6 separate regions of the Homo sapiens genome follow, and all the other regions are linked to region 1. A link is a loop called in an ENCODE intact Hi-C map of the cell type or tissue named here. Cell type or tissue: endothelial cell of umbilical vein. All regions are shown on one strand.

Region 1 (5,000 bases):
GCAGGCATGGGAAGAGCCCTGGAGATGGAAAGGAAATATCCTTGTGGGACTAAATTGCATTCACCATAATAAACTATCACCTTGAAATGAGTGTTCCAATTGAGTTTTGATGTAAACACTAATATTTTCTTCACTCTGCTATTCTCTTCTGAGCTCTCATGTATATTTCACCACGTGTCCTACCTAGTCTTACACTCATACATCAAAGGATTGAGGGCAAGGAACCTGATTTTGAAAACATTATTCTTTTAAAGATTTATCCTCTCATCTTGACCACCTCCTTAGCTGGAAGGGAGAAGTTCTCCATAATTTATTTTAATGTGCTATGCAAAAGGGATCTTCTCATCTCTTCTTTCAAAAACTTTTCCGCAAGTCAGATTAGACAGGGCCCTCAGTTCCATTTCGTTTGTTTTCCATCCAAGCACACTTAAGTGCATGCATAAATGGGACACTAAACAGAAATTGAGGTGGGGGTGGGGGCTGAAAAGTTTGAGAATTTCATGGAAACTTTTGAGGAAGCCCATTGGATGGGGGCATAGGGTCTTGTTTAGCTACAAAAGGTGACACCAACTTTGGTTTTAGAATAAATTTCCTAGCACTGGGTGTAAAGACACCTTTCCTAGTGAAACTGTTAGCCTGGCCTAAGCTCTGTGTCATTCCAAGGGTATATGTTGTGCTAATCTCCATTATGCTCAAAGCTGCAAGTTTCCAGAGTCCACAGTGTCAGGGAGGAAAGCACAGGAGCAGCTTGCATCAGACTCCACCCGTAACACCAGACTCTACCGCAAATGTGATTCTAAATTTCTCACCCCAGATACCTGTCCTTGCCTCTGCCAGACTGGACAGACCCGAGTGAAAGGAAGTCCATGAATCCCCGCTGCACTTCCTTATCTTAAATCTCTCAGGTCCTTTTACCACCTGCATGTAGGCAAAATCGGTGTCTTCTCGAGCCTTTTCTGTTCAATTCTGACTGGCGTTACCACTATTGACAAATACTGCTGAGTAGTTTTCCAAACATTTTTAATTTGCAAATGATATCATTTAATAGAACCGAGGCTCAAGAGTCCTCCTTGCTCATAAAACATTAGTTTCCAGCTTAATGTCAAGGATTTTGGTAAAGGTCTTGGTTCAGAACGTTGCACCCTGCTTAGGTTCCAACCCTTCATCCCTCCTTTCCCTACAGATGAGATCTTCTGAGCCCTGCTTGTAGATTTAATGCGTCACCGCACCCAAGACTGCCTGAGCGGCATCCTTGGAGACCCCACTGCCCACTCTTGCTGCCAGTTCAGCTTCCATCTCCTGTTCCAGCTGGGGTTTAGGGCTGCCTCAGCAACCCTGTCATTGATCCCAATCCTGATCACTGGACCCAAGCATCGTTCCCGCCCCTGAGCCTCTGCCTTGCCAAGCTGTACTCCACAGCAGCCTCCCTAGGAATGGCTTTCTGCCTTGCTCCAGCACTGCTGCATGCAGCCAGCCGGCAGCTGCAGCGCTGGGGACTGATCTGAGGTACCTCTGCAAGACACCACTGTCTGTAAAGACAGCCGCATCCTCCTTGTGCCTGTCCAGTGCCTCCCATGGCCGGGGGCCAGCATGGGGCTTTGGGGTCATGGAGTTTTCCCGTTGTATTCCAGTCATTGTCTCAGCACGTGCTGTGAGTTCTACCGGTCAGTCCAGAGACCAGCCTTCGCAGTGTAAGTTTAGTTCCTATTCTGTCCCTTCCTATCTCTTTCTAGGGGCTCCAGTCTATAAGAGTTACCCAGAGTGGTACAGGCTCCGAGTGAGAACAGACACATGTCATACAACGGCGGAGAGAAGCAACCAGAGGGCTGGTCCCCTGGGCCACGGCTAGCCCTCAGGGATGCCTTTTCCAGCCTCCTGTCTCCTTCTTAAACCCAACAGACTAGACAGCCTCCCATGGGGTCAGAAAGGAGGAAAGCCACGTTGTGCTCTTAGAAAAGGTCCCAGGGAGCCACATTTCGTGGGCTCTGCAGTGGTGTGCCTGCACTTCAGACTGTGAAGCGGCTGCCTTCGAACCTATTTTTATAGGATGTGAATGATGACTTTGGGTCCTATTAATCTGCCGCAAGGTTTTATTCAGTCTCATGGTCAGAAAAGGTCATTTACAGAGCTGTTGGTTTTTTTTTTCGGAGGGAGTTTTGCTCTTGTCACCCAGGCTGGAGTGCAATGGCTTGATCTTGGCTCACTACAACCTCCGCCTCCCAGATTCAGGCCATTCTCCTGCCTCAGCCTCCTGAGTAGCTGGGATTACAGGTGCCCGCCACCATGTCCTGGTAATTTTTGTATTTTTAGTAGAGACGAAGTTTCACCATGTTAGCCAGGCTGGTCTTGAACTCCTGACCTCAGGTGATCCACCCACCTTGGCCTCCCAAAGTGCTGGGATTACAGGGGTGAGCCACTGAGCCCAGCCCCGGTTGGTGATTATTAATACCAGCTAGATCTTCAAAGCCATTCCTGAATTGAGAACGATTTCATGGGTGTTTTTGTGAAACGGGCTAGCTGTCAGCCGGGATTGATCACTTGACTGTGTCAGTTGCAGACAGGGCTGGAAGATATGGCTTTAATTTTCTTTCTTTCTTTCTTTCTTTAACCACAAAACAAAACACAAAACTGTTTCCTCAAGCCCCTTGTATTGGGGCCTATTGCAGGTGAAGGGGGCTGACCAAAGGAAGGAGGTGGCGCTGATCCAGAGGAGGCTGAGTGAGGGGTGGAGCGGAGCCCAGCCGAGGGAGGGAAGGAGAGGAACGCCGGCCCACTAGCCGACCCCAGCGCAACCCAGCGCGGTTCCCAGACGCTGCCGGGTAACTGATGCCGCCGGCACAGCTTCTGTTCTCACTTGTGGAGCTTTGTCTCCCCTCGCTGGGCAGCCCCTGGTACCGCAACCCGCCTGGCCGCCTTCCCGGCTGAGGCCCCCGGGCAGAGCTCCTCCGCAGGGAGCATTCCCGTGGACAAACACCCCTTTCCCTGGTAGCTGTGGCAACAGTTGATCTGTGGCAGCGGACCAGGAGGAGGGTCAAATGGGAGAAGGGACGGCCAGCTGGTCCTACCAGAGACTGTCGCTGGCGTCCTCAGGGGCCGCTGCAGGGCCACCTTGTGTGCTTGCCCTTTCCCCACGGTAGACTGCCCCGGGAGGGGGACTGTGCTGCCTGAATTCTTGTCCGGGTGGGACTGGCCTCGGTGAAGGATCCGGGAATGGGACTTCCGGGCCGGGCCGGAGGGGAAGTGTCAGGAAGAGCTCAGGCTTTAGCGAGCCTGGAGGGAAGGGAAGGCTGAGGTCTCCTCTGCCTCCGCAGCCACACGGCCCGGCGCGGGGCGGGCCGGCAGTAAACCTAAGAAGGCTTTATTCATTTCCTGGAAACGTTTCCTGGAAGCCTGGCATGTGCTAACGATACAACATTGAACAATACAAAGGTCCCTGACACGGAGCTTACGTTGCGTCCACCAGGTAGACAGGACACATACAAGATATGAAGCATAGTACATGTTTAATCTGGATGAGAAGAGGAGAAAAATAAAACAAGGAGGGAGAGGCGACCTGTCAGGGGCCAGGGTGGGGTGAGTGGAAGAAACGGTGTCCCTGACAAGGTGCCTGGTGGCCTCACCCGGAGGAAAGCACGGTGCAGAGGAAACGGTTCAGTCTGGTGCTTGAAGCCCCAGGACCCCCGAGAGAGCCGGACCTGGACGAGCATGAAGTCCCGCAGGAGGAAGGCGGCCCAGAGCCTTGGAAAATCCATCTGTGCTGAGCCTGGGCTGGGCTGCTTCACTGGGGCCTCCGGGGGCAGGATCAGCCCTGGAAAGGGCACTTTTAAACCACGTGTGCAGATGCCCACCAAGGGAACAAGGTCAGAAGGAGCCATGGCTCCAGAAGGGGTGCCGATGACGTGGCCCCCGGGGTTGGAGATGCACACCCCGCCACTGCCTGTGCTCCAGGGCAGAGGCACCTGCCCCCTAGCCAGACTTGCTTCGGAGATGGGTCGTCTCCAAGGCGCTGCCTGGAGACAAATGTGCCCCAGAGCCCAGCAAGGGCTGTAAACAAGCCGTTGTTACACGATATTGCCCGTGTGTAGGAAGGGCATCGCTTCTTTCCCTCAGTACAGTGGACACACCTGGCTCTAGCGGGCACACGCGGCCAACCTCAAGGCAGTGCTCTCTGGTTTGCCACAGTCTCACATTTGTCTGCCCAGACACGTAACTGGGACCTCAAGGGCCTTCTGTCAGCCTTGCCCTGGGATATCTCCTCCGTGTGGACAGGGTGCTTCACTTGGACTCACTGGATGGGACTTGAACACCTGCAGAGTTAAAGCTGAAACACTACCTGGGTCATTTTGGCCAGAGTGTGCACAGACCCGCAAGCACCCGAGGCTCCTGCTGCTGCGCACGCTTCCTGCCAACGTTCCCTTGCCCGAAGCTCCCTCCTCTCCCGGCTCCACCCATCACACTACTGAATCCCGATACAACACGTGCTGCTCCATCCTGCCTGTCCACACCTCTTTCCTGTGACTCTCCTCCCTCCCGGGAGTGCGCACGTCTTCATTCGTCCATCCCCTCCTGACATGAGAAATGCCATCCTCTGTGGGCCTGAGAACCTTGGTGCCCGCAACATCTGATCTCCTTAGAGTGCTAGAACAGAGCCGCCTGCCCAGGACCCTCAGGCCAGCAGCACCCTGCCCGCCTCTGCCTGCCAAGGAGGGACCATGGCCTGGGTGGTTAAGGGAGTGGGACCCTGGCTTGCCTCATGTCCACTCCTGCCAATGGCCACTCCCCTTTCAGAGGAAACCAACTCTACAACCAGTTAACAGACTAGGAATTTAAACCACAGCCACTTCCCCAATTGCAGAAACATTACTTCACCTCTCAGAGTAATGGACCAGCAATGCTGAAGACGCCTTTAAAAAAATGCCAGTCTCACTGCGCCCTCTCCTCCAACCTCCCCTTTCATAGAAGAGGTTGCCAAAGTCTAGGGAGAGTACTAGGACTTGAAG
Region 2 (5,000 bases), 1.4 Mb before region 1:
GCAGGACACACTCTTAGTTAGCTAGTTGGTTTTTAAAAATGCATTTAGTTAGTTTTAATTTTACACGTGCATGCCTTCAGTGAAAACGAGAGCTACCAATAAATTGGATGTTTGTTAAGGAAAATCCCCGCAGCCCCCGAGGAAGGAAGGAACACTCTCCAAGGATGTCTCCCTACCCGGAGCTCTGCTTTTTACTTGTGAGGACCGAGCCCCTTCTCCTGGGAGCCAGTGCACTGCCTGTGGCTCAGCATGAGGCAGCGGGGAGGGCCCAGGACCAGAGCCAGGCAGGAACACAGGTGGCCCGGCAGGGAAGGCTGCTCTGGCCCTGCCTTGCCTCCCCACCCAGTATTGCCCAGCCCCTCAGAAGCTAGCCATGGTAAAAAGGCTTGGCTCAGGAGGGGCTGGAAGGACTGAGAAAGGAGAAGGGTCAGAGCCAGGGCAGAGTGAATCTGTGTCTCTTCTGATCCCAGCACAGGACAAAAGCTCTTTAGAAAAACAACTTTCAGGGGTTTAATTCAACACTATCTCAGTCCCTAGGCCAGACTCATGAGATTCATCCCCTGGAATTCAGTTTCCCCACAGATGTTGCTTTTGGCCCCATTGCCCTGGAAGCACTCAGTCCTTCACAGATGTTCTGAGGACAGGTGGAGGTGAAGTCCTTTAGGAGGGGCTGGCTGGGCCTCAGCAGCCTTCTGAGAGGACGGAAAACGGAAGGCCAGCAAGGGTGCCATGGATCTTGGGTCCTCTCTGTCCCATCTCCCCTCCCATACCGCAGGCTTGGACTGCACTCCTCAGAAGGTGGGGTCAAAGCTGTTCTCACCCTTCCTGCTGGCAGCTGGCACCCCAGGCCACCTCCTCCCACTCTTGCCACCTGCCAGCCTTCCAGAGAGACTCAGCAATACCAGTTATTACTGGTCGTATACCTATTACCTGGGTAGAGGGATTCTCATTTACACAGTTGGCTCCCTCGTCCACATATGATGAAATTCTATGGGATAACCCTATGCTGTTGTGTTGGCAATGACAGCAGAGAGGACATGAACCTGGTGGTCTCACAGGCAGAGACCCATGTTGCTGAATTCATGATGAGATCTCATGATCACTCATGATGAGATCAGCACGTCTCTCCCCTCACACGTCTGTCCCTGAGCTCACCTATTTGTGGAACTGGGTAGAGGAGCACACCAAGATGGCAGAGAAGGCCTGGAATCCAGATGAGAGGAGAGAAAAGTATGACACGCAGCGAGGCTTCCCTGAACACCTTGGTGCAACTCACACATTCACAGATATTTCATTAGGAATATGAACAAAACTGTCAGAATTCCAGAAATCGAGGGGCAGGCATTCTCCCAGGGGGATGCATGTAGCAGGTAGAGATGTGAACCCCAGTACCAGAAGAGGTGGGCATGACACACAAACACCCCGAGATCAGATGGCAGAAACCCGGCCCAAGCCAGCCCAGCGCACCTAGTCAGTTCCCGGGGACTGTGGAGATGCTGCACGGGCTCAGCGCGAACCTTGCTGCACGGGCTCAGCATGGGCTCACGGCAGAACCCAAGCACCCAGGGGACTCCACGCTTACCCGGAAGGGAAAGCGTTCTCTGCCCTCAGAAACATACACCGTGGACGCTGCCTTGTACGGAAATACAGAACACACTTCCCATCTGCAAGGTGTCAGAGCGCGGGGCGCGGGGCCTGAGTGCGGGAGAATGGCTGGAAGCAGTGAGAAGCAGCCTGGGGTCCAAGGAAGGCAGGACGTGGGTGCTAAGCGTAGGCCGTGGCCCACATCCTTGGGGAACAAAATGGGAGGATTCCTCCTTACAGTTTGGGATCATGGAGCAGAGCCAGCCTGAGGCACACGGCGGGTGAAGACGGGGCTCAGAAGGAAGCTGTTTGTCCTGTCCACCCCGTCACTTCCCCATCAGAGCGGAGAGAAATGTCAAGGGGCGGGTGGAAGTGGAAGCTGCCTTGATCGAAACCCAGGGAGGAGAAGGGGAAATCCTCAGCGAGGGCCCTTGGAGCGGGTGGGGAGCAAGGGGCTTTGATCACTCAGCGGGGCCTTGCCCTTTCTGGAAGGGTGTGCGGTCTGGGTGGGCGAGTCTCAGACCGCAGAGGATCCGGCGCCTGCCCCACTCTGGAGCCGGGGAGCCCTGGGCTGTGCTCTAAGCAAAGCCTGCAGCCCCCGGAGGGCGCACCAGGGGCCCAGGCCACCCCCGGCCCTGCACCCACAGCCTACGGCCCGTCCCCCCGCAGTGCCAGGGCGGTTCCTTCAGTCCTTGACCTTCGCAGAACGTAGTTCAGATCCTCAGGCCCAGCAAGCGCCCCTCTGTTGGCGGCCGGGGGCCGCGGGGAGTTCGCCCCTGTGGGTCTGGGCCCAAGGCGCTGCCCGGATGATAAGGCAGCTTCTTCGGCGGCCGCTCCTTTTCCGCCCCGTGCGCCCAGGGAGTCCACGTCACGAGGAGCTCCGGGTCCAGGCTGGCCGAGCCGAGAGCCGCGGGGCGTGGGCAGGCGTGGACCCCACACCACCTTGCTCCCTCCTGGCCCCCCGCCAAGGCGATGTCGTCGCCTGGACTCCATCCCCTTGTCTTCCCTGAAAGCCCCCCCCCGACTTCCCTTCCATGTCCTTCACTGTTTTCTCTCCTCCTTCTCTTCCATGTTGTCTTCTGCTGAATATAAACCCCACAGCGGGTAAAGATGGCAACCCCAGGGCGCAGCCACCCCGCGCTCCCGCTCGGCCCCGCCAGGTGGCGCTGGCGCGTTCTTTCCGCGGCGCGGGGCTGAGCGGAGCGGGGCTGGGCTGGGCGCAGCGGTCCCGGGGCTGGGAGGGAGGCGGCGCATCCACACAGCTCCGCCAGGTGCCAGGCGTCTTTCGTGTGTCATGTTACTCATTACTCATAACACGAACAAAACAAGACTGCTGGGCGAGGTAAATATCGTTAGCTTTTCTAAATGAAGAAGTTGAACACTATGGCATCTGATCGAGAAAAAAGAGGGAGCTGGACCCCCTCCTGGATGGGACTGCGGGCAGGCGTGGGAACTGTCATCAAGGCATCCCACATGGCCCCTAGGTAAGCACGAGTGAAAAGTCTCAAAGGGAAGGGAGGAAAAACAGAGGAAACGGGCAGGGAGTCACAGGCTGACACTTCGCGGTTCTTTACAACCTCGGTCTTTCTCTTGTCCTTCCACTCTAGGGCTTGAAACCTTCCCTCCAGGATTGACTCTGATGCCCCTAGACCCTGCCTACAAGAGGTGCCACCTCCCATGCAGACCTCTGGGTGATGCTGGCACAGGGCTAGTCCATCTCCCATGCAGATCTCTGAGTGATGCTGACACAGGGCTAGCCTATCTCCCATGCAGATCTCTGGGTGATGCTGACACAGGGCTAGCCTATCTCCCATGCACATCTCTGAGTGATGCTGACACAGGGCTAGCCTATCTCCCATGCAGATCTCTGAGTGATGCTGACACAGGGCTAGCCTACCTCCCATGCAGATCTCTGGGTGATGCTGACACAAGCCTAGACCATCTCCCAGGCAGATCTCTGAATAATGCTAGGTCCTTTTTGAAGAAACTGAGAGAGAAAGAGAGGGGATAGAGAGGAGACAGAATGAGAGTAGACAGAGGAAAGAGAGAGCGTTTCCATTTTGGCATCTGGGCCAAGAAATGCAGCCATATAAAACTGTTCTTACCTAAGCTTTGATGTGGCATCAGGGATGAAAGTGCCTTCCCTAGCTTCATAAAGGATGTCACACAAATGCAGAGAATCAGGCAAGAACCCAAGAAACCAAATCACCCAAACCTCTGTGTGACTCCTTCAGGGTTATAGACCCTGAAAGTAAAGTCAGAGGCAAAAAAGGGGTTAAAAAGGAGACTCGATTGCCTAGTGATTCCAGGAAAGAATCAAAGGGGTGAATGTCACTGAGCATTCAGGGTTAGTGTCAGATGCTTCAGCCAAGAAATCGCACGGCAGGTCATTAAATGAATTTAGCTGGGATTCTGGGTTTTACATTGTGGTTAATTAATCTATGTAAGTATTTATAGTAGTAATGGCAGAGCAGGGACCATCAGCCAAGACAAGTCATTAGAAGGCCAAGTTGGGCAGGCCTGCAGATGGGTGGGGAGGGTTGGGACTGGGAGTTTGGCCTTGCAGGGAATCACTGTGTTCTGGGCATGGGGGTCAGGGCAGAGGTGGGCTGGGGAAATTCACAAACAATCCCAGAGCTCAGGAGTCAACACCCTGGGCAGGCTGACTGCGAGTGGGGCAGAGGCTGATTCAGGGGATTGCTTTCCTCTTTCTTAGTTGTTCTGTCTCTGTGAGGGATGAGGAAAAAAATCTCCAGCTGAAAAATGTCACCTTCAACCTGACACTGGAGCCAGAACATTTACAAATCTGCCTGTCACCATGACAGCCTGACGGATAGCAACCTTAGCCGGGACGGAGTTAAATCGCCAGGATAAGTCTTGCAAAAAGTTTTGGCTCTTAAGATTTTTATCATCAAGACAGGTTAAGGAATGGGGGGCATGGCTTCCAAACACGAAGGAGACTCAGGCCCCGTGCCTGACTTCCCAGGAAATCCAGCAGCTGCAGGATTATCTATTACCTGAGGGGAGGTGACAGGAGAAAATTACCCAGCACCAGCCCCATCTGTTGCTGAGCACCGTTTATTTCACCTTCACTTAATTCACTTGGTTTGTCATTTTTCCTTTGTCTCAGTGTCATCCACCCAAATCCTATGTATATATGCCCTGGTGTTCCCAGCTGGGCATTGTGGCTGCAGAGACAAAGCCTCGGGTATCTTTTCAATGAGCTGCAGTCACTATGGAGTGTCTCTCTCCTCCCCTCTCCACTGTCATTTCCTCCATAATTGATTAGAAACTGGAAGCGAGAGAGGAGAAGCTGCTTTTACAGCCTGGGTCTGCAGGTGGAAGCACATTCCTGTGTTTGACTTCGTCTCTGGAGACCTGTCTCTTTCAGGAAGAGGTGGAAGAGTATACATGAA
Region 3 (5,000 bases), 1.2 Mb before region 1:
TACACACACATGCTACATACACACATGCTACACACACACCTCCCACACTCACACATGCTACATACACACATGCTACACACACACCTCCCACACTCACACATGCTACATACACACATGCTACACACACACCTCCCACATTCACACATGCTACATACACACATGCTACACACACACCTCCCACACTCACACATGCTACATACACACATGCTACACATACACCTCCCACACACTCTCACACATGCTACATACACACATGCCACACTCTCACACATGCTACATACACACATGCTACACACACACTACACACACACCCCACACACTCTCACACATGCTACATGCACACACACACACATGCTGCACACACATGCCTCACATACACATGCATGCCGCACACACACGGTGCACACACACAGCACACACACCACATGCTGTTCACACCCTCATGCTGCACACACACATGCATGCGTTGGCAGGTGCTTCCTTTTCACCCTTCTTTTTCCATTCAGCCTTGTCCCAAATTTACATGGGAATAAATAAAAAACAAAGCAAAGATTGCCTGTGGGGGTGGGGCTGTCCCCCTCAATGGCATCTGCAGGTTGCTGGCTGTGTTTTGCAGCCCGAGGCCTATTTCTCAGTCCCAGCTCCTTGGGGCCAGAAGCCTGGAACAAACCCAAGGGCAGGCCTTAGGCACGGGGACCTGCCCTGACTCCTCCGTAGGGCCAGGTTGGCCATGCCTTCAGAGCTCCAAATCCCAAAGGAATGAGTATGCAAAACTAAGACCCACCTCACATTAATTTAGTGGGTGAACTGTGTGTCTCCCCCTCCCCTGCAAATCTATATGGACTAAAAATACCTGCGCCCTCCATGGCGCCCAAGACTGCTGACAAAGGAATTTGCATTTGCAGTCAGAAACACCCTCGGATTATTTTTGAAATCACCTCCCTTACATTTTAAACAGGTTGGTGGATTCATCATTTAGGCTGCCACCAGGAGGCAGCTATTAAGAGATGTGACTGGGAATGGCATTTTTCTTAAAAAAAAGTGGCGATTTCACTACAATGTCGTGATTTTTTTTGGCTTAAAAATAAAATCTGTTTGAACCTAGGATTCTTTAGACAAACTGATATCTTCAGGGAAAGTAGATTAATAGGAAATGTTTTTGGAGGAACCAGGTGTCTTCCCAGTTCCCGTGGAATGACAGCAAGGACAGTGCGCGGCAGCCAAGATGGAGAACAGGGAGGAGGTGGGGGAAGGGGGCACTCCCTTTCCTTCTGGGCCTCTTGGACTAGGGGAGGGGAGGACAGGGTGCAATCGCAGGATCAATTAGCAGCCCAAAAGTAAATTAGCCAGGAAATTAGCTTTTCAGGTGTCCAACTGTGTGTCTTCTCAAAGACTGCAGTCCTACCCATCTGCTATTTACGCTTTGTGCAGGGCTCGGGAAAGAATGTGGTCCCACTTACACATCCAGCCTGCCAGAGAGCAGGTCTCAGGGATGCCTAAACGCAGTGGGGAAGTTGGAAGGATCCGCAAAGGCTGGAGTGGAGAGGTTGCAGCAAGGAGGAAAACGCTGTGTGCGTGCGGATGGAGAGGTCTGCCTGTATGTTTGTCTGTGTGTCTGGGGGTGTGTGTGTGACCGTGTGTGTCTGTATGTGTGTTTACGTCTGTGTGTATCAGTGTGAATAACCATATGTGTATGTGTGTGTGTGTCTGTGTGTGTCTGAGTGTGTGTCTACCTGTTTATCTGTGAGCGTGTGTACACGTGTGTATTGTGTAAGTGTATCTGTGTGTGTGCGTGTTTGGGTGTCTGTGTGTGTCTGCCTGTGTGTATGTGTGTGTACACATACCTGTGTGTGTATGTATGCATGTGTGTGTCTGTGTTTATGTCTGTGTATCTGTATGTATAACCATGTGTGCATTTCTTCATATGTATGTCTGTGTGTCTGTAGGAGTCTAGGTCTGGGTGTCTGTGTGTGTAAATGTGTCTGTGTGTATGTATATGCCTGTGTGTATGATGCGGGCATGAGATTTGCAGAGAGGGTGTTGGGGCACAAAATGAGGACTTGGTTTACACACAAGCACAGGCCACGGAACCCCACCACCAGCAGATGGAGCTGAAGGTACAGTTTTGCGGGAGGCCAGGCTGAACTGCCAGCTGTTTTGGTTTGCTGGAGACCTCAGAAAGAATGACCATGTTGAGTGGAAGAGCTATCTGCATGGAGAGAGAGGAAACCCCAAACACACCCTGGAGTCTTGCTTCTTCACTACGAAGCCAGTATTGTTTTGACTTGCTGATTGAATTGCAGGTGGAAACTAAATACATCGTACCTTGCTTTATTTCAGTGTGTGATTGGGAGATAAGGGTCCCCCTGTAGCCAGTTTAGAATTAGAATTTTAAAGTCTGGATAAACCTTAAAGAATCCAAGGCATCCTTTTGCTTTACAGATGAGAAAAAAAGGAGCTGAATTCTCTGGCGTTTTTGTTTCCTCGCCCTCACTCTGTCCAAGCCCCGCAGCCACCCACCCTTTTTTGTCCCAGTCTTTCGTATCAAAACCTCCCTCCTACCTCTTTTTCCTTCCTGTCCAGTACAGTCTTTGATCACCTCCCACCTGAGCTCATTCAATGGTCTCCTAACTGGCCTCCCTGCCTGTGGGCTTTCCGCACTCCGGCCCTCTCCACACCACCACAAGGTTAACCTTCCAGCCCAGCTCTGATTGTGTCGGGCTCTGTGCAGACCCTTCAGTGGGCCGCCACTGCCAGCAGCTGCAGAATCAAACCCGGCTGTAGCCTGGCTCCAATCTGGAAATGACACACCTTTCCAGCCTCACACTGGGTCACCTCTTTTGCCCTCCCTCTTCGAGAGCCAAACTGAGTTTCTTGCGATGTCCGTGCACACCCTGAGCTCTGTGTCACTCTACCTTTGTTATTGTTTTCTTTTTCAATTTGTCCTCGTCGTATTTTATTTCCAAATGACTCCTCAAATCTCCCCTTCACATGCTACCTTCCCTATAAGGCTGTCCTGATGACATCAGCAAGAAAGATCTATTTCCTGCTCTGATCTCTCCAGGCACTTCCTCTTGACCCCTCTGCTGTAACCTGGGCCTTTCACTGTGATTATCTGTATTCACATCCCATCCCTCTGTCTTGAAGAGACTCACCACTTTGTTTTCCCACTACTGTTGCATATAGGAACTCAATAAAGTTTTGTGGGCAAATGAATACAAGTATTTGACCTTACATACATTTTTCCCAGCTCAGCCTGCATTTGACGTGGTTTATGGTGGTTTCCTCAGCTCAGTCTTTCCCACTGACAGACAGCATGACCACGTGCAATCACCCCCCAGCCCCCCGCAATGTGCCTTCAGTATCCTCAACTCTCAATTGAGAACATGAGTAAAAATTAGTAGATTTCACTTTTTTTAATGTGTGTGCTATCCCCTAGCGTCAGGCAAGTTTATCTCCCGGGCCCTCTCCCTTCCTTGATGACTGGAAGAGGGAACAGGCGCAAACTCATAGCTGCTTCTCCCCGCCTACGCGCTATGACTTGTTGGAAAACCATTGTTTCAGAGGAGGAGTCCTTTCCGGCCCTGCCAGTCATTGTGTGATTTACAACAACTCCTTCTACCTTTCGTAGCTTGAAGACTTCCCCACTCTCCTTCGGGGTAGATGTGGAAGCAATATAAGAGTGAAGAAGTTCTACTGTCTCCGGCATCTGTTAACATTTCACTGGCTTCCCGAGAAATTGGCTCATCCTGTCCTTGCTCATCTTTTGTCCCAAGTAAAATTTAAAATTATTTCAGATGGCTTAGTCGATGCCAGCTTGTAGCCTTCCAACTGCTATTTCTAAAAATTTATGCTCTCATTTTATTTTATTCTTAGGAGGATGATAGACTTTTAGAAACAGAAGGAAACTTCAGTGATAATTCAGAAAATTTAATTTAATTGTAGATCTCAGGCCCAGGTGCCACTGTCCCATGCTTTCTTCCTTGTCCCTTGTCCTTCCTCATCTAAGATAGCTCCTGGAATTCCCATTGAAATGGAAGCAAATCTTAAGGTTAGAGCCTGGCCCATCCAGCTCTGAACAGTTACTGCTCTGTGAGCACGGCTCTCACTCACCTTTCCTATGCCTTAAGGACTTCACTGTTGGTACAGCTTTAAGTCAGCCGATATTTACTGATCACAGACCATGTGCTATGCAAAAGTCATCTTATTTCATTCACACCTCAGCTGTACAGAGCAGACGCTAATTTTACAAGATGGAAAACAGACACAGGAAGTTTAAGTAACTTGATGAATGGCCCTCACCTTCAGGAGGTGAAGCTGGGATAGAAGCCTGGGAATTCTGGCTCGAGTCTTTGCTTTTATCGAGTCCATTTTCATGCACTCTTGTGAAGGCAAAAGCTTAGGGGAAGGAAAAATAGTTCCATGCTGAAGTCACAGTAGAAAGAAAGTGGATGGGCTTTGGATTTAGAGACAGCTGAAATGAATCCTGGTTTTACCATTTACTTACATGATCTTGGGAAAGCTACTTTAATTTTCAGAGCAGTGGTTTCTTTATTAACAAAATGGGATAATAATACTATTGCAAATGAAATAGCACACTAACTGAAGTTGTATGTGTGCAATGCCTAGCAATGGCTCCTGGTTGAATATTGGGTGCTCTCTGAATGATGGTCTCTTTCCTCTGAGTAGAAAGCTTGGCAGCCCTTGTCCCGCCTGATGGGTGCCCCAGCCTGGTCATATGTCTGGAGCTTAGCCTAGCCTAAGGTTGGATTCCAGGCTGTGAGCCAGCGAGGGCCCTCCTCTTTAAGCAGTGCCCCTTTGTAGCTCTGAGCAGCTTCTCTCACCCCTCCCTACCTTTTCTGAGGTTCAAGGAATTCTATTCCCTTGAATCTTAAGGGGGAGAAAGTGCTGATAAAAAGACAACAACTTGCAAAATTTAGAAGCCAATTCTCAGAGAGAAAATGATTGAAATAAAACCCTTTTAGCACAGGACACAGCAT
Region 4 (5,000 bases), 120 kb before region 1:
AGAGGCAATAATACACTAGAAGTGGTTGTTTCCCATTAAGATGGATTAAAGCATTAAACCAATACTTATTTGTTGTAATCTTTAGTATCCACCACAGTATCTATAGTCAACACATAAAGCACAGCTCCTAAGCTCCAGGAGCCCCCAGACTAACCATAACCACACATGAAAAAATAACAGGTCCTAGTGTGGATCTGTTAGAACAGTGTTAGCAGCAAGAGTTACTGGAACTCTCATGAGGGCAATTCTTGACAAGCAGAAAGAATTCTGGGTGGAACTGTGAAAAAACAAATATACTTTAAAGCTGTGTATAAGTGTGGGGATAGAGGAAGAACGAGATGGAGCAGACAAAACTGAAAAAAATGTGTGAGTATTGTCAGTTGTTATTGAGGAGTTCAACTTAGTACCAGTAATAACTTGCACACATATGTTGCTTTATGGCTCACAGAACAACCCATATACTTCCTTTCCTCTGATAATGCAGACCAGTTATAATAGATATTGTTCCTGTATGTACACAATTCAACTGAAAGTGCTCAAGGCCGTGGAGTTAGTGAGAGGTAGAGTAAGAATCAACCCCAGGTGCCTAGGCCCCCAGACACAGAGCTTTCTAGGGCATTAACATTGCCCATGAGGTGCAGGCACCCATGGGGAAGATGCTTCCTTGGAAAGCAGGGACGCTGGATAAGCCTTGCTCAGAGGCTCTAGGGCCAGAAAGGGCTTTAGAGCAGTGTTCTCAATCCTGGCTCCACATTAGAAATACTGGAAAAGATGTTTTCAATGGCCACGTCCATCCCCAAACCCAGGAATTTTGACATCATCAATCTGGGAGACTGGAAATGGAATTTCTAAAAAGCATCCCAGATAACTCCAACCAGGTTAGTGCCACCACTGGAGAGGTCCTTTATGGACCTGTCCCTGCTTGAGTGTCTTTTAATGTCTTTGTCTTCCCAGACTAGGAGTAAAGTCTTTGCATTTACCCAGTTCTTATTCAGCTTGGACAACTGAAACACTGAAATGGAAAAATAATGCATTTGTTTTGAATAGTCTAATGGCTACTCAAAATCTTTTAATTTACATAAGAAGGAGCTGAAGGTAGGTGCAAAGTACAGAAACACACCCAGGCAAACAACAGAACTTTAGCTTTGGAAACTCTACTGCCCAGGTTGCTTTGGCAAAATCCCCACTGCTCAGATTATTCCTTGGCAGTAGTTAAACCTCAAATACTTGGTTTTGAATGGATTAGCTCAGAACTCCAAATGAAAATGCAGGGACATTTTAGAAAAGAGCCATTAAGCATAATCCCAGATCAGCAAGCCTGGATCAACAAAACTGATTATCCTGCTGTTGAAATAAAAAACACAAAACACCAAAACAAAAGCAAACCAGAAAGAAAATCCAGTATGTTGGTGGGAACTTTTCCCGTTGAGTGGAACAGTTACAACCACCACCTTGCCTCCATCTCACCGCAGCCCCTCAAAATGTTCATGTACACAGATGATGTGGACCCACAGAAGAACTCAAGCAAACTTTGAGGAGATTGAGGCCTGTGAAGAAAGCACAACTGGCCATCATCCATTCTGCTGAGATGGCTTAATAGACACCAGCTGACCACACTGAACATCCTGGGCTCCTTTCCTGATGTGGGCATTGATTCAGACACATGACTTCTGGATTCTTGTCATATCTAATCTAATGCAGAGCCACAGAACATTTTCAACCCAACAGCAGATAATTGTAATGAAGTGATTCTGGCCAAGAGGGCCCATTTGTAATAATGAATTCAAATCAGATTCATGGAAGCTATAATTCAACCATAGTGAAGAGCACCTTCATTTTCCATATCATCTCTCTTCCAAGAGGGCAAAATAACTCAATATTCAAATAATTATTTTTGCTTTTCAAGTAACCCTATGAAGTAGTTATGAGGAGGATAATATTGCCTCACTTACAGAAAACGAGTTTCATCCACGTTCAAAGCTTCAGTGTCTTCTTTGGCACAGCACTTCCTAATGTCCCTCAGAGCAATCAAAGACCTGTCACAACAAAACTGATATCCCAAAGGAGGAAAATCACTCTTCTCTGAGCTGTGCAGTTTTTCACTGGGAAAGTGAAAGGCAGGCCCAGGTTTCGTGACTCCTTTGCTTTTCCTAGTAGGTCTCTGGCCTCCTTATGGGACTTCATTCAAGATTTAGAAACAGATTCGAGATAGTTTGACCCAGGACAACCACATTAAAAGAGCTTTCGTGTGATGGGCATGGGTATCATTCAGTGTTTTTTGGTGCAATCTAAACATGTGATGCGCTTGGAACACTCAGTTCCCAGGTAATGAATCCCTAATGAATGTCTTTAAGGAGGCAAAAGAGTAAGAAACCACACTTAAGAATTACAGCTTATACAGCAAAAAACACCACCAAATAAAACATGGTATATTTATCTGGGGTTGAAGCCATGGGCTTCTAGAAACTGAAAACATGGACTCTCCCTCAGAGTACTGACAAATCAGTTGTTTGTTAAGATGGGAACAGAACTCTTCACCAATACAGCAAAAGAGTGAAAACAAAAGGAGAGAGATGGGGACACACAGAAATTTGCAGAAGATGTTTATTTTCTTTTAGGAAACACTGTGGTAGCAGTGAAATCAAAACCTTAAAAAATCAAGGAATAAGAAGACTTAAGTGATAAAGACAAAAAAGAAAGAAAATAATGAGTAATAGACGAAAGTATACATTATGGGAGCATCTGATAAAAATGAAGGAAGAAAATAATAAAAGAGAAGATGACATGAGCTAAGAGAATGAGGATTTAAAGAGATTAAAATGTAGATAACGTGCTGAATTTCCCTATTCTGGGGTAAATGTATAGAAGAGACGCAAAATCAACATGATACATGTGCTTACTTAAAAAAAAAAAATTACGCCATGCAATCAGATAACAGATAACAGTTATGCTAGAACATGTAAGTTGTTCTTTTTTTCTGCAAAGAACAAAAAGCAACTATTCAGCTTTTCTTTTTTTATTCCCATTCCCATTCCCAAGCCCAGCTGCTCAACATTAGAATTGAAGATCATGAAAACAGGCCAACAGCTAATAAAAAATTGGTAGATGGAAGCTGGCCCTCTGCTGGTGGAATAGTCTTACTGCATCTCAGAAAGCAGAAAGCTCAAGTTTTGAAGTTTCTGGTTTAATTTTGAGGGACAGGAAGAGGACAGAGGATTCTGGAAAATTCACGACTGAGATCCTATTCAATGCTAGACCTCTTTGCCCCCAGTGGCACATTAGATGGTAAAGAGGTGTGTGGCAGCATCAACATCCCTGAACACTGGTAATATTTACTGACATTTTCTTGGTTAACATGTATTATAACCCGTGTGCTGCTTATATCTTTAAGCCAACTAGCTCACTGCAAATGCGTATTGGGAAATGTTCCCTGATTCCTCATGGGACCTTCTTTGAAGCAATGAAGTAGGGATATTACATTCTAGTCTGGGGCAGGCTGAGTGGTACCCACATGGCCAGGAGGACTTTTCCTTCACATCTCCAGGAAGGGCCTCTCTATTCTCCTTTTTTCTCCATTTGCTTTGGGCTTCTGAGAAACAGCACACAGGATTCTGGGACCTGTTCTCTAACTAAAAAGAAGATCCAGCTAAGTATCACCCAAAGTGGCAGAATCCAATCTTCACCCTTGGGCTTAGAAAAAGAATTCTGGTGTCCCAGAGACAGGTCTTTCCTCCTCCAGGGAGAGGCTTGTCTAGATGCAGGAAAGGTTCCACCAGAAAAGCCAAGGGAGGAACAGGAAGAACCCCCACCGTCACACTGTCCTAGGGGAAGCCAGGCATTTTGGCTGCAGAATCTGGGTCAGGATGTTTTATTGTCACCATAACCATCAAAGTCATAGGCAGGGCAAATGCATTCGCCCTGTGTACATTGTGAGACATAGTTAAGCTGGGACGTCCCTGAATCTGTCTCCTAGGACCAGAACTGCCTCATTAAAGGGATAAAAGATGATATCTGCTGAGCTGGTGGAAAGTGGTGGCTGCATTTTTATTAAAGTATCTGCTGCAGCAAGTCCAGTCCCCAAAGGTTCATATTCCAAGATTCTCCACCTCTCTGCCTGGAGCATGCAAGTGATTCTCTGTAACTCATTAAGGTAAAACAAAAAGCTCTCCTATTGTGCTTTTCACACAGAAGTGATGTTGTTGCATAAAAGCTACATGTTTCCTTTCCTTGGACCCAGTCTGCAAAAATAAAACTGCTGTCATAATTTACAATAGGGACCCTAGGAGCACTACACCAGGTTTGGCACGAGTGCTGGGTCTTGAGGAGACTCATAACAGGCCGTGGGCTGACACTGGTAATTCCACAGCCTCACATTTGAGGTGCATCTCTGATAAGGGCTAGCCTGGTGGTCCTGAGGACGATCCTGCCTCATCATGTACCTTCTGGCCTGTGACAGCCATCCAAGGGGCTCAGGCTAGCCCCCCAGTGTTTCAAACCCATGCACTCATGTTCTCATCACGGTGCCCAAGCAGGAGAGAATCTAGCCTGTCGTGGCTTCAAAGAACCATGGAGTCCCACACGTGGACTTCAAGGTTCACGCATAAGATCCTGGACCAGCATAGCCGGAGCACAGGACAAACCTGTCCAGGGGCACGGCAGTCGGCACGGCAGCACGCAAGCGGGCGCCCCTCGGGCCTGCACAAGGCCCACTCGCGTTCCGGTCCCCCATGGAGCCTTCTGCCCCCTCTTCCCTCCTCTCCCCAGCGACCACAGCCCAGGGGCTCGGCCCCCGCGGAAGGACAGCTCCCTACCTGAGGGTGGCGCTCTCCCCCTGCCGGACCGTCACGTTGTCCATAGCTTTGGGGAAGGTGGCATCTCCGCTGCGCACGGGCACTCCTGTGGGTACAAGGAACAGCAGCCTGAGAGACACGACCACGAGGCACTTCCAGGGCAGGAACAGGTACCCACAGACCCCCATTCTCGACAGCCACAACTTCCCA
Region 5 (5,000 bases), 1.1 Mb before region 1:
GCTCCCCGCGAGCAGTCTTCTCTGAAGTTAATGAGCCCCAAAGGAGGGGTCTGGCTTGGAGTGAATGCCCCCACTCGCCCATGCCATAGGGCTTTGCCAGCCCTGGCTCCTGCACTCTGGGAGAGCCGCTGCTTTGTCCTGGGCCTGACTGTGCCCGGGCTTTCCTGGGGTGCCTTCATGCCGTGAGCTGGTGGGCAGACAGAGATGCTTTCTCCTGTCTGAACGTGGCTTTCTGAGGCCCAAGTCATGGAGTCTGATTTGTCCGTGGAAAATGGCATTTACTGTAGTGAACTGTGTTCTGTTCCTGCTCTCCACCAAAACGGTACATGCAAAACTCGTCTACTGAAGAGAAACTAGGTTTCAGTGTTGGGTTGGGTCCTGATTGGCTTCTGGGGTTAAGGCTTACAGGCACTGGGGGAGGAGAAGAAGAAGAATCTTGGTTATGCTTTGTGTAAGGTAGAATGATTCTATCTCCCTGATTACCTTGCCTGCAGAAACGCTAACTGAATTTCCAGTGTTGATAAACCACACCTCTCATATGCGGGCAAAACACTTAATGATTGCGATGGGAAATTTTATTCTCTGGGATTTTATAAGAGAATAAGCATGAGGTGGACGTTAAGAAGGTTCATGGGAACGATTTCCCTGCCTCTCCTTGGTTTAGTCTGCCCTCCTAAATAAAGTTTTCCAAACTAAGCGACAGAACTAACCACAAGGCAACATGGCAATATTCCTGTCCTTTGCACATGAAGATTTCTGGAAAGATAACCCTGGTGCTGGTGTCTACTGTTTTGCCCCTCTGATGACTTCTTCTAGGATTGGGTTGTTTTGGACTGTATACTTAAGGCAATATCTATAGGATAGAAAATGGTGAAGAGGAGGCAATGTCAATACAGAGCTGAGTTATCAGGACATTGCCAAAGGAAGTGTGTAATTTAGGGACCCGTGCAGGGCTACAAGCATCCAGTGATCCTTTGTCTAGGCAAAGCTTAACCTCATGGCTCTGGTGAACTCCTAGTTATTTGTTGGCTCACGAGACCCACCTCTTCCACTCTTCTGAGCAAAAATAAAGCAACTTCCTTCCCCCACTCAGAAATGATTGTGTATCTGCTTTAAAAATGGATTTCAGGGGAGTTACAAATATGCAGTGATTTCAGACTACTTAAATAAAAAACCAAAAATAAATGTCTAGAGCAGTAATAATCAAGGAAATTTTCTTGTTCAAGAAATGCTTGTTCTCTGGATGCCCTCTTTGTCCCTAGTCCTTGGCTGCAAGGAGGGCCTCCCAGGGACAGAGACATTCTGAATGGGGAACATTTTAGATATAAATGGGATTTTTTTTTTCAAGGAAAAGGTGTAAGGTAGCTCTGTAGAGACTTGAAGATAAATAAACAGGAAGTGGGTCCTGGCAGACAGAGACCAGGCCAGAATCTGGTCTCCAGAAGGTAGTCTTCAAGGCTTATCAAAGTCAGGACTGTCCAGAGGGTGGCTGCATTCAGCAGAGGCTGAATCACGGGACAGGCCTGATTTAGGAGGAGCTTCTTTTTGAAATCGCGTTATCATGTACTGGCTGACTTATCTTTCTTTGTCTTCCCTTTCATGGTTCTTTTTTCTCATTCTGCCGGTCCCCCTCTCTCTTTCAGCACTAATGTTTGTTTGCATTTTCACATGTGTTCTCAACCCAGTGGTATTGTTTGGGTGTGGATGGAGATGGGAACATGGTGGAGCTTCCTTTCTAGACCCTTGAATTGACCCCAACCCAGCCAAGTTCCTTCTGGAACATCTCCTGCCATTCTGTGCCAGCCTCAGGGGCTGAATGTCTTCCTGACACTCAAGAGAAAGGCCCTGACAGTGGATGGAGCACTACAGGGCAGGGATTAGATGAGCTAGGGTCTGAGCGACACCAGCCCTTGACCACAGGCCTGACTTAGGATGTGAATCAGGCACCAGGTGTAACAAGCAACCAGTATGGAGGATGCTCAGGCCTCTCAGGATTGCCCTCCTTCTCAGACTCTGATGCGCTAGAACAAGGAAGGGCTGCCCTGCTGGGATGGACTTTGGTGGGGTGGAAGCCCCTGAACTCTCAAACATAGGTCCTGCATTTTCTTGTTCTGTGTACAGAGAGGCAAGTAGGAATTTCAGAACGTATTTTGTTTGCATAAAAATTGCTGCATTTTCACGTAACCTGACTGTAGGTTGCAACCATCTAGTAGTTCAGAGTTCTGAGTTATTTTCTTTTTGCTTTGTATTGTGTGTGTGTAGGGGGACAGAGGACCCTTCCTTCCTTCCTTCCATCTATCTTTCTTTCTTCTTCCGTTTGTTTTTTTCTGTTTTGACTAATCATATAACCAAGCTGTAAGGAACCACAACTAGGGGAGACCAGAGCACCCGTGCTCTGGCCTGGAGGGCCGCCATATCCATCTTCCTATGGGTGATTGGGTGATGATGGTGATACATGTAGTTTTCTTCATAACCAGCAGAGGACTTTTTGCTCTAATTTCATTTTATTCTGCTTTGTTCTCACCAACATCATATTTTGAGGATCTTTTGCAGTCCCTAAAGAATAAATGCTCAGCAGAAGATTCTAATTTGAGGAAACTTTAAAAAATGTTTTATCTTATCCAAGTAGCTCTAACAATCCTTGTGGAGGTATTGGGAAATGTTTCAATTAGCATAGCACTGACAGCCTGAAAAGAATTACAATTTGCAGTCTCCCACTCTTTCTGCCCTCCCGCTGGCATTCTGTAGGCATATTTCTTAAAAGGGTGAGGTAAAACAGAATCTGCATTAATAATACTATTAGCCAATGTTAATTGAGTGCTCACTATGTGTTGGGGAGTATCTAAGTGTTTTAATAATATCTCACCTATCATTCAGCCTCATGACATTAACACTTTAATAACAGCCCTATGGTGTAGGAGTTACTATTATCCCTATTTTACAGACGAGGAAACTGAGGTGTGGAGAGTTTACATGCTTTGATGAAGGTGGCACAGCTAGGAAGCTTTGAAGCCAGGCTATGAAGCACTGGTAACAATCACGTTAATAAGATACATAGTACTATCATTGGTCTGTTACTGTGTGAACATTTTATGTAAACAGTAACATTTACTCCTCACACCTCTCTGAAATAGACAATTATTCCCGGTTAAGGCCTAGAGAGGGGGAACTTACCTGAAATCACATAAGCAGCCAGTGGCAGACCAGTATGCTAGCTCAGGACTCCATTCCTTGACTTTGTACACCAAGCTTCCCAGGACTATTCAGGACCCTTTGGATTCGTGTTCCTCTCATTCCTCTGTGGCACTTAATGTCTTCCCTATTCATTTTGGCTTAGACCCTGTTTTCCAGTGTTATCTCTCTGTCTTCTTTCTTCCCTTGGGCTGCAGAGCACCTCTTGGAAAGCAAGAATCATGCCTTGTCATGGCATGAGCACTGTGTGCTGGCAGATGCTTACTCAAACAAAATGAATGAAAGCCAAACAACGATATCCCCCAGCTATATTCAGTTTATCTCCTTACCACATTTCTCTATCATTTTATTTTAAATTTCAACTACGGTCAATCAGAAATGTATTGAGTGGTTCTTTCAAGAAGGGGACTGTATTAGTCCGTTAGGCAGTGCTGACAAAGACATACCCAAGACTGGGTAATTTATAGAGAAAAAGAGGTTTAATGGACTCACAGTTCCACGTGGCTGGGGAGGCCTCACAATCATGGCAGAAGGCAAAAGGCACATTTTACACGGCGGCAGATGAGACAATGAAAGCCAAGAGAAAGGGGAAACCCCTTATAAAATCATCAGATCCTGTGAGACTGATTCACTACCACCAGAGCAGTATGGGGAAAACTGCCCCGATGATTCAATTATCTCCCACTGGGTCCCTCCCACAACACATAGGAATTATGGGAGCTACAATTCAAGATGAGATTTGGGTGGGGACACAGCCAGACCATATCAGGCACTGAGCTGGGTGTTTGGGTGTGGAAAGGCGTACGGCCTGGACTTGGCTTTTGGGGGCTTGGGTCCAACTGGAAAAGCTGGCTGTGGACAAAGAGGTCATGGACCTTGTGAGGCAGAGTACACCATGAAAACGTGGGCGATCACGCTGTCCGTGGCTGGAGCAGAGCCCCTCTGTTGGAGTGAAGGCTTTCTGTGGGTTGGCAGGACTGCACTAGCTCCTAGCTCCTGGGTGGAAGTGAGCAGACATCAGTGAGGAATCAGAGAGCCCCAGAAGCCCCAATGCATGGGTGTCATTCACTTAGAGACCTTCACTAAGCATCAACACACCTGTCACTTGGCAGTTTCAATGAATGCTTTCCACATTTCAGAGATTCCCCAATTAAGGCAGCAGCTAGTAAAGTGCATTCTTTCCTGGGGATCACTTGGCAGGTGGGTATCAGAGGCTGAACGCTGCATTCCATCGCGCCTCTAGACCATAGGCTTAGCGATTGGATGATGTTGTTTTTCCCGGGTGAGTTAGGAATTGAAGGTCTGAGAAATGTATGTAATTTTGGTTGAGTTTTGATATGGGACTCCATGGAATCACACAGACTAAATGTGGTTTTGATACTTGAGAGGACGCGGGAGTCACCCTCTAGATGAAGGAAGCTGCGGCACTTTGCTCATGTCATGTAAGGTGCTTGGAGTTTCATTTGATAAGCAGATGGATTCTCTGGTAGTCCCTCCAGCTACTCCACAGCCTCTTAAGGGCGGAACTAGGCCTCCTCCAGGCTTGCCTCCTAATCCGCAGCACATGGCTTGGCCTGTGGAATTTGCCAATAAAATCCGAAGGACTCTCATCCTGCCTTTCCTTTCACTCACTCTGTTGTGGACACCCATAAACACAGCTTATTCCAGCTGCAAAGCGTTTCCTCTTGTGGTCCGCCCTGCTGGGAACACCCCTACCCTGATCTTCCCATGGACAGCTGTTTCTTGTCATTTTGGCCTAAGCTCACAGAGAATTCCCTCCCTGATGCCTTTCCTGATACCAAATCAAA
Region 6 (5,000 bases), 1.3 Mb before region 1:
GGGAATGAGGAGGTGCCATTCAGGGAGGCTGAGCCGGGACAGGTGAAGGGCACTGCTCTCAGTCTCCTCATCTTTTAACTGGGGAGGGTTATCAAAACCTGCCTTGCAAGATGAGGCCAAAGTGATGGAATAACTTGGAAGGTGTTGAAAAGTGTAAAAGCCCTGTGCAAACATTGTAGTATCAGAATCGCTATTTTTGCTTGATCGGAGCCTTTTCCCTGGCTTAGTACAGCTTTCGGCCCCATCATTCCGCCCTCATCTTCCTTGGTTTCCGAATTACTAGAACAAGGGGTCAGTGACACATATTGAAAGGATCAGAGGACTGGAGTTGAAGTCCTGACTCATCACTTCCTGAGTTGCTCTCGTGGCCTTAGCCAAGTCACTTCATCTTAGAAATTCCATTTTGTTACTTGTAAAATTGGGGCAAAATATCTAACCTATAGTAGGTGGTGAGAAAAAAAAATGAGACAAATGAGACATCTATTTTATTATAAAGCATTATACAAATATGTTAGGATGATTATAAATATTTCTTGGGAAATATTTCTAGCTCTTAGGGAAGCTAACTCCTTTACAGAGAATAAGAGAAGTTGTAGCACTAAAATAAATCCTTTTCAGTCTGCAAAAAACCCCTGTTTAATTCACCGAAAGAAGCATTTCAAGGAAATATGCTCATTCTCCAGCCTGTGTCCCTCTTTCTGCTGCCCCCTTTATCACGTGCGCTGGTGGGAGGCTGCCAACAAAAGAACAGGGCCCTGTGAGGGGAGGCAGGGGTGTTCCCAACCCTCAGCCTGGCCATCGTCCGTCTGTCCAGGAATGTTTCCTTTACCCTCTTTGTGGGAGTCGTCATCCTCTCCTACTGCCATGGATATAATCAGAAGGACCGTGAAGGTAGATGTGGTGGGGAAAACAACAACAAAAATCCTCCCGCCGAAGGTGACTTTCAGGGCTGGTGAGATTTAATTCATTTCCCTGTGGCAACCATCAGGGACGGACATCTTTCACGGGCTGGTTGGGTACATTTCTTACATGCTGGCGGGATTTGGACGCATGCTGTGCCGCTCTTTTTCAACGCCGGAAAAGTAAAACATTGCCCAATGGGGAGCTCTCCACTGACTTGTGTGTAGGAAAATGATGTAGCCAAATTGGTGTGGCGGAAGTTTTACAGAGAGGAAAGCAGGAAGCGGCAAAGAGAAGGAAGACAGATGCTCATGAATACGTTTTTCCATTATGTTCCCAGGCACTAAGTTTGCCTTTCTTGATCCTTACGGTATAATTTTCCAGATCAAGATAAGCATTAAGCATGTTGTCTGTCTCCTCCTGTACAATTTGCAGTTTCAGGTTATGCTCAGATTGATAGAACTGTGAGTATGCAGAGACATTAATAAGCCTATGCATTTAAATAACCTTTATCTTCCAAGGAGCTCAGTTTTATAAATGATGGGACATTGCTATTTTTTTTTCCTGCTTCATATGCTTGGCATTTTTATAAAACTTTGAATTTCAGTATCATCCTTCATGAGTCTAGTGTACCCTCCGAAAAAGGCAGCGATGTCAACAAATTATTATAACAATGAGTCAGTGATACCGAAAAGAATCAGAGGACTGGAGCTGAGGTCCTCACATGTCACTTATCAATTTGCTGTAGTAGTCATAGCCATGTTACTTAATCTTAGAAACTCAATTTTGATACCTGTAAAATTGGTGTAAAAATATCTAACATATACCTTTGTGGTGAAGAAGAAAAATGACATACATATTTTTTAATAAAGCATTCTGTTATACATATATGTTAAGATTATGATAAGCCTTTCTTAGAAGCCACTGCATACCTTAGGAGCAATTTATTTTTTATACTAATATGCTAGAGGGAAACTAAGGCACAGATGGAAAATGTGCTTCTCACTACTACAATCTATAAATCAACAACTCCCCAAACTCTATGTGCAGTCAAACTGTCCTATGAACTTACAACTCACTCTTTGAATTGCCAGCTGAATAACCCACGAGCACCCAAGCTTAGCATCTCTTCTGAATTTCCTCACAATCCTCCTCCTCCACCTGAGTCTTTCTGCAGAAGCTGTTCTCTCTTCCAGTTGCTAGCACACATATCTGTGCCTTTGGGTTGTGTCTCCTAAATCTTTCTCCCATCAGCCTTTTGCTTGCCATTCAAGCTACCAACATCTTAATGAAGTTCCTCCTGTGTCCCTATTAAATGCAATAGCTTTGTAGCTGGACTCTCGGCCTTCGTTGTTCTCCTTCCATACCCCTGAAATCATCTTCCACATCTGAGATGAGTGGTGTAAATAAAATGCAAAATAAACCATGTTGCTTCTAAATGTCAAACAGTTCTGTGGGGCCACATGGACCATAGGATGATCTCAAGCTTTTCTGGATCTTGGGATCCAGAGAGCCTTGTATCACATGACTTCTTAAATGTCTGCCACTGCCAGTCCTGCCTCTCACTGGAACTGCCAGCAACAGCAAGGGAATTTCCTGAAAGCTCCATGCAATTTTTTCATGTCTCTGCCATTGACATTGTATTGTCTTTGCATAGAATCCCCTCCCCGTGTTCCTTAGCTTGACAAGCTCCTCGTTATCCTGTGATCCCAGGAATGTCTCCACCAGGACACAACCAACACATCACCACCGTGTCACCATGACTGACAACAGGCCCTCCACTGTACTCGCCGGGCACCACATAGCACCTGCCATTGTGCATTGTGACTTCAGTATTACCTGATACATCTTTCTTAGCAGAATCCATTACTTGTGTACAAGAAGCGTTGATGGTACTGTTCATATGAGATAAAGGTGCCATAAGCTAAATGTGTTCAATTAGGTATTAGAATTGTACATGCTTGGTCATATAGTCACTCAACCAAGTCTGTTAAGGGTTTACTATGTGCCTTATATTCTAGTAGGTTCTGGGTATTGTAGTGGCAAAGTGGTTCTTGGTTAGGCGTCCAGGTCATGTATCATGTAGTACATGACGGTGGACACACACTTGCCACGCAGTCACCAGGACTGTGGACATTGTCTGAAAATAGTGGCAGAGCAGCAGATAATTCTGGATTCTCACCGGCAGGGGTCAGTGCAGCTAAGCAGACGCCGCACAGCCGGCTAACTTGGAAAGACATTAGGAGCTTGGTCTTGAATTAATACCATTCTAAACGTTTTCTATTTATATGTGAAAATTCACATTTCTTTGCCTTTTGGGACCAGGCTAGATCTATTCATTCTCCTTTAATGGCTTTGTAAACACTGTGCCTTCCATGACCTGCCCCCTCCTCCCTGTGCCCATCCACTGCCTCTTACTCCATGAAGTGATTTTATTTTGAATGTATTCGTTTCCTATAAGAAGAGAGCCTCTGAGTGAATCACACATCGGTTCAAATGACCTTCTGTTTTGAGAATGTTCCCAGGGGGGTGCAATTCTTTTAATTTATTTAATCCGATGTGCTTTTTCAGAATGGCTCTCCTCTGCAAAACAGATGGGAGGGGACTGCCTGGCACTACTTCTCTTTCTCTCCACTACCCTGGAGGCTTGGCCTCTGGGCAGAAAGCTTGCAGGAGTGTATGGGACTGGACGGTTCCCAGTGCCAGGCGGCCCTGCTTTCCTCACAGCATGGGGGCTTTTGACATCAGAGGGGCCCCGGCTCGGCCTTTCTCTTGGGTGTACCTCTGTGGCCTGCCTCCTCATTTTGTTCACACAGAAAAGAAAGGACATAGAGTAGCATATGTCCTCAGCACTTAGATCATGACCATTGCACTTAAATAATCAACACTCTTTGGGCACTGTGATAAATCAACAGTTGAAACAGGAGTGGGCACTGGAGAAGCTACAACAGATGCAGCCAACTTTACTTCCGGATGAAGTTGTTCTGAATCAACTCAGTACTGGAAATCATAAAGTGATCAGGAGTGTGGCAGTACAGATCACAGGGACCTGGGTTTCAACCCTGGCTTAGCCACTTCCTAAGAATGTGAGCTTGGACCGATGAAGATGTATAAGCCACACTTTCCTGGCATGTAATAAGGGAATGATACAGATATCCACTCCCAGGGCTGCTATGAAGAGGAAATGACATAGAGCTTACAAAGTGCTCAGAGCTGTGTCTGGCACAGAGTGAGCATCTAAAAATGGCAAGAAGAATGCATGTCATTATGACATTTACAGGCTATATGCTACAGGCAAATCATTATTTTTCTTTTAATAATTGAAGGAATTTGACTTGTTAGGTGGTCCCTACCTTGATCCCTTAGCCCCTGGGACACACCTCTGTTGTTGACGTATGTCCCTGCATTGTCACTGTTTTTTTGTTTGTTTTCTTTTGTTTTGTTTGACATGGAATTTTGCTCTTGTCACCCAGGCTGGAGTGCAATGGCATGGTCTCAGCTCACTGCAACCTCTGCCTTCCAGGTTCAAGAGATTCTCCTGCTTCAGCCTCCCAAGTAGCTGGGATGACAGGTGCCCACCACCATGCTCAGATAATTTTTTCTATTTTTAGTAGAGACAGGGTTTCACTATGCTGGTCAGGCTGGTCTCAAACTCCTAACCTCAGGTGATTTGCCCTCCTCAGCCTCCCAAAGTGCTGGGATTACAGGCATCATCGTTTTATGTAGAGGATACCAGGACATTTCCCTGTCAGCTGTGCAGGGCAGACACCGAATCTTAAACATTTCTGTGTTTCTCGCATTGGGCAGAGTTCCTGGATGCAGCAGTTGCTCCGAGAATGCCAGATGAAAGCAAGCTGGGCATGCTGTCTGGGAACCCTGTGAGCCTTGGGTTTCCCCTGACCTTAGGTGGAAAGCCATTAGGCACCTGCTTACACTCAACGGAGAGAAAGCACTCATCCCCTAACGTTATCATTTCTCTCTAAGTCTGTCTTTCCAAATACTTACCTTGCATTTATTTTAGAGAGAGAACTCTTTTTATTTTATTCCTGAGATTGGGTGTTGCCACCTTTGTCCAGGATCTACACATCTGTGTGTGGTGT

Evidence for each region. Hi-C counts contacts between places; a loop is a spot of excess contacts. Peaks named below come from ENCODE experiments on the same cell type or tissue, not always from the same donor. Only the 100,000 strongest peaks of a DNase experiment are listed, where the experiment ranks them.
Region 2: a loop joins it to region 1, with 11 times the contacts of the local background. A loop is called at or near these places in 14 of 110 quality-filtered maps.
Region 3: it touches region 1 in a loop (28-fold over the local background); 15 of 110 quality-filtered maps call a loop at or near these places.
Region 4: it touches region 1 in a loop (5-fold over the local background); 10 of 110 quality-filtered maps call a loop at or near these places.
Region 5: it touches region 1 in a loop (16-fold over the local background); 3 of 110 quality-filtered maps call a loop at or near these places.
Region 6: a loop joins it to region 1, with 9 times the contacts of the local background. A loop is called at or near these places in 6 of 110 quality-filtered maps.

Annotation. Positions count from the first base shown.
Region 1 is chr11:133,061,434-133,066,433 of GRCh38, forward strand. All of the region lies in intron 1 of OPCML (opioid binding protein/cell adhesion molecule like), which reads right to left. Among named protein-coding and RNA genes, the nearest start is that of OPCML-IT1, 300 kb to the right of the region's middle. RefSeq lists an enhancer at 3,281-3,854. In endothelial cell of umbilical vein, a CTCF peak has its summit at 2,888; a DNase peak (open chromatin) is centred at 2,898; H3K4me3 peaks cover 740 bases; H3K27ac peaks cover 647 bases.
Region 2 is chr11:131,688,962-131,693,961 of GRCh38, forward strand. The region is part of intron 1 of NTM (neurotrimin); the gene reads left to right. Among named protein-coding and RNA genes, the nearest start is that of NTM-AS1, 28 kb to the left of the region's middle. RefSeq lists an enhancer at 1,708-2,231. In endothelial cell of umbilical vein, a CTCF peak has its summit at 2,742 (motif pointing right); no DNase peak of the experiment used is centred here; H3K27me3 peaks cover 178 bases.
Region 3 is chr11:131,865,756-131,870,755 of GRCh38, forward strand. The region is part of intron 1 of NTM (neurotrimin); the gene reads left to right. Among named protein-coding and RNA genes, the nearest start is that of NTM-AS3, 29 kb to the right of the region's middle. RefSeq lists enhancers at 75-581, 2,186-2,711, 2,712-3,237. In endothelial cell of umbilical vein, a CTCF peak has its summit at 2,099 (motif pointing right); DNase peaks (open chromatin) are centred at 2,116 and 3,536; H3K27ac peaks cover 1,285 bases.
Region 4 is chr11:132,938,115-132,943,114 of GRCh38, forward strand. It overlaps OPCML (opioid binding protein/cell adhesion molecule like), which reads right to left. Exons shown (of 8, transcript NM_001012393.5): 2 at 4,812-4,896. Among named protein-coding and RNA genes, the nearest start is that of OPCML-IT1, 430 kb to the right of the region's middle. In endothelial cell of umbilical vein, a CTCF peak has its summit at 3,126 (motif pointing left); no DNase peak of the experiment used is centred here.
Region 5 is chr11:131,911,999-131,916,998 of GRCh38, forward strand. The region is part of intron 2 of NTM (neurotrimin); the gene reads left to right. Among named protein-coding and RNA genes, the nearest start is that of NTM-AS3, 17 kb to the left of the region's middle. In endothelial cell of umbilical vein, a CTCF peak has its summit at 2,449; no DNase peak of the experiment used is centred here.
Region 6 is chr11:131,745,271-131,750,270 of GRCh38, forward strand. All of the region lies in intron 1 of NTM (neurotrimin), which reads left to right. Among named protein-coding and RNA genes, the nearest start is that of NTM-AS1, 84 kb to the left of the region's middle. In endothelial cell of umbilical vein, a CTCF peak has its summit at 3,094 (motif pointing right); DNase peaks (open chromatin) are centred at 321, 3,111 and 4,031; H3K27ac peaks cover 3,868 bases.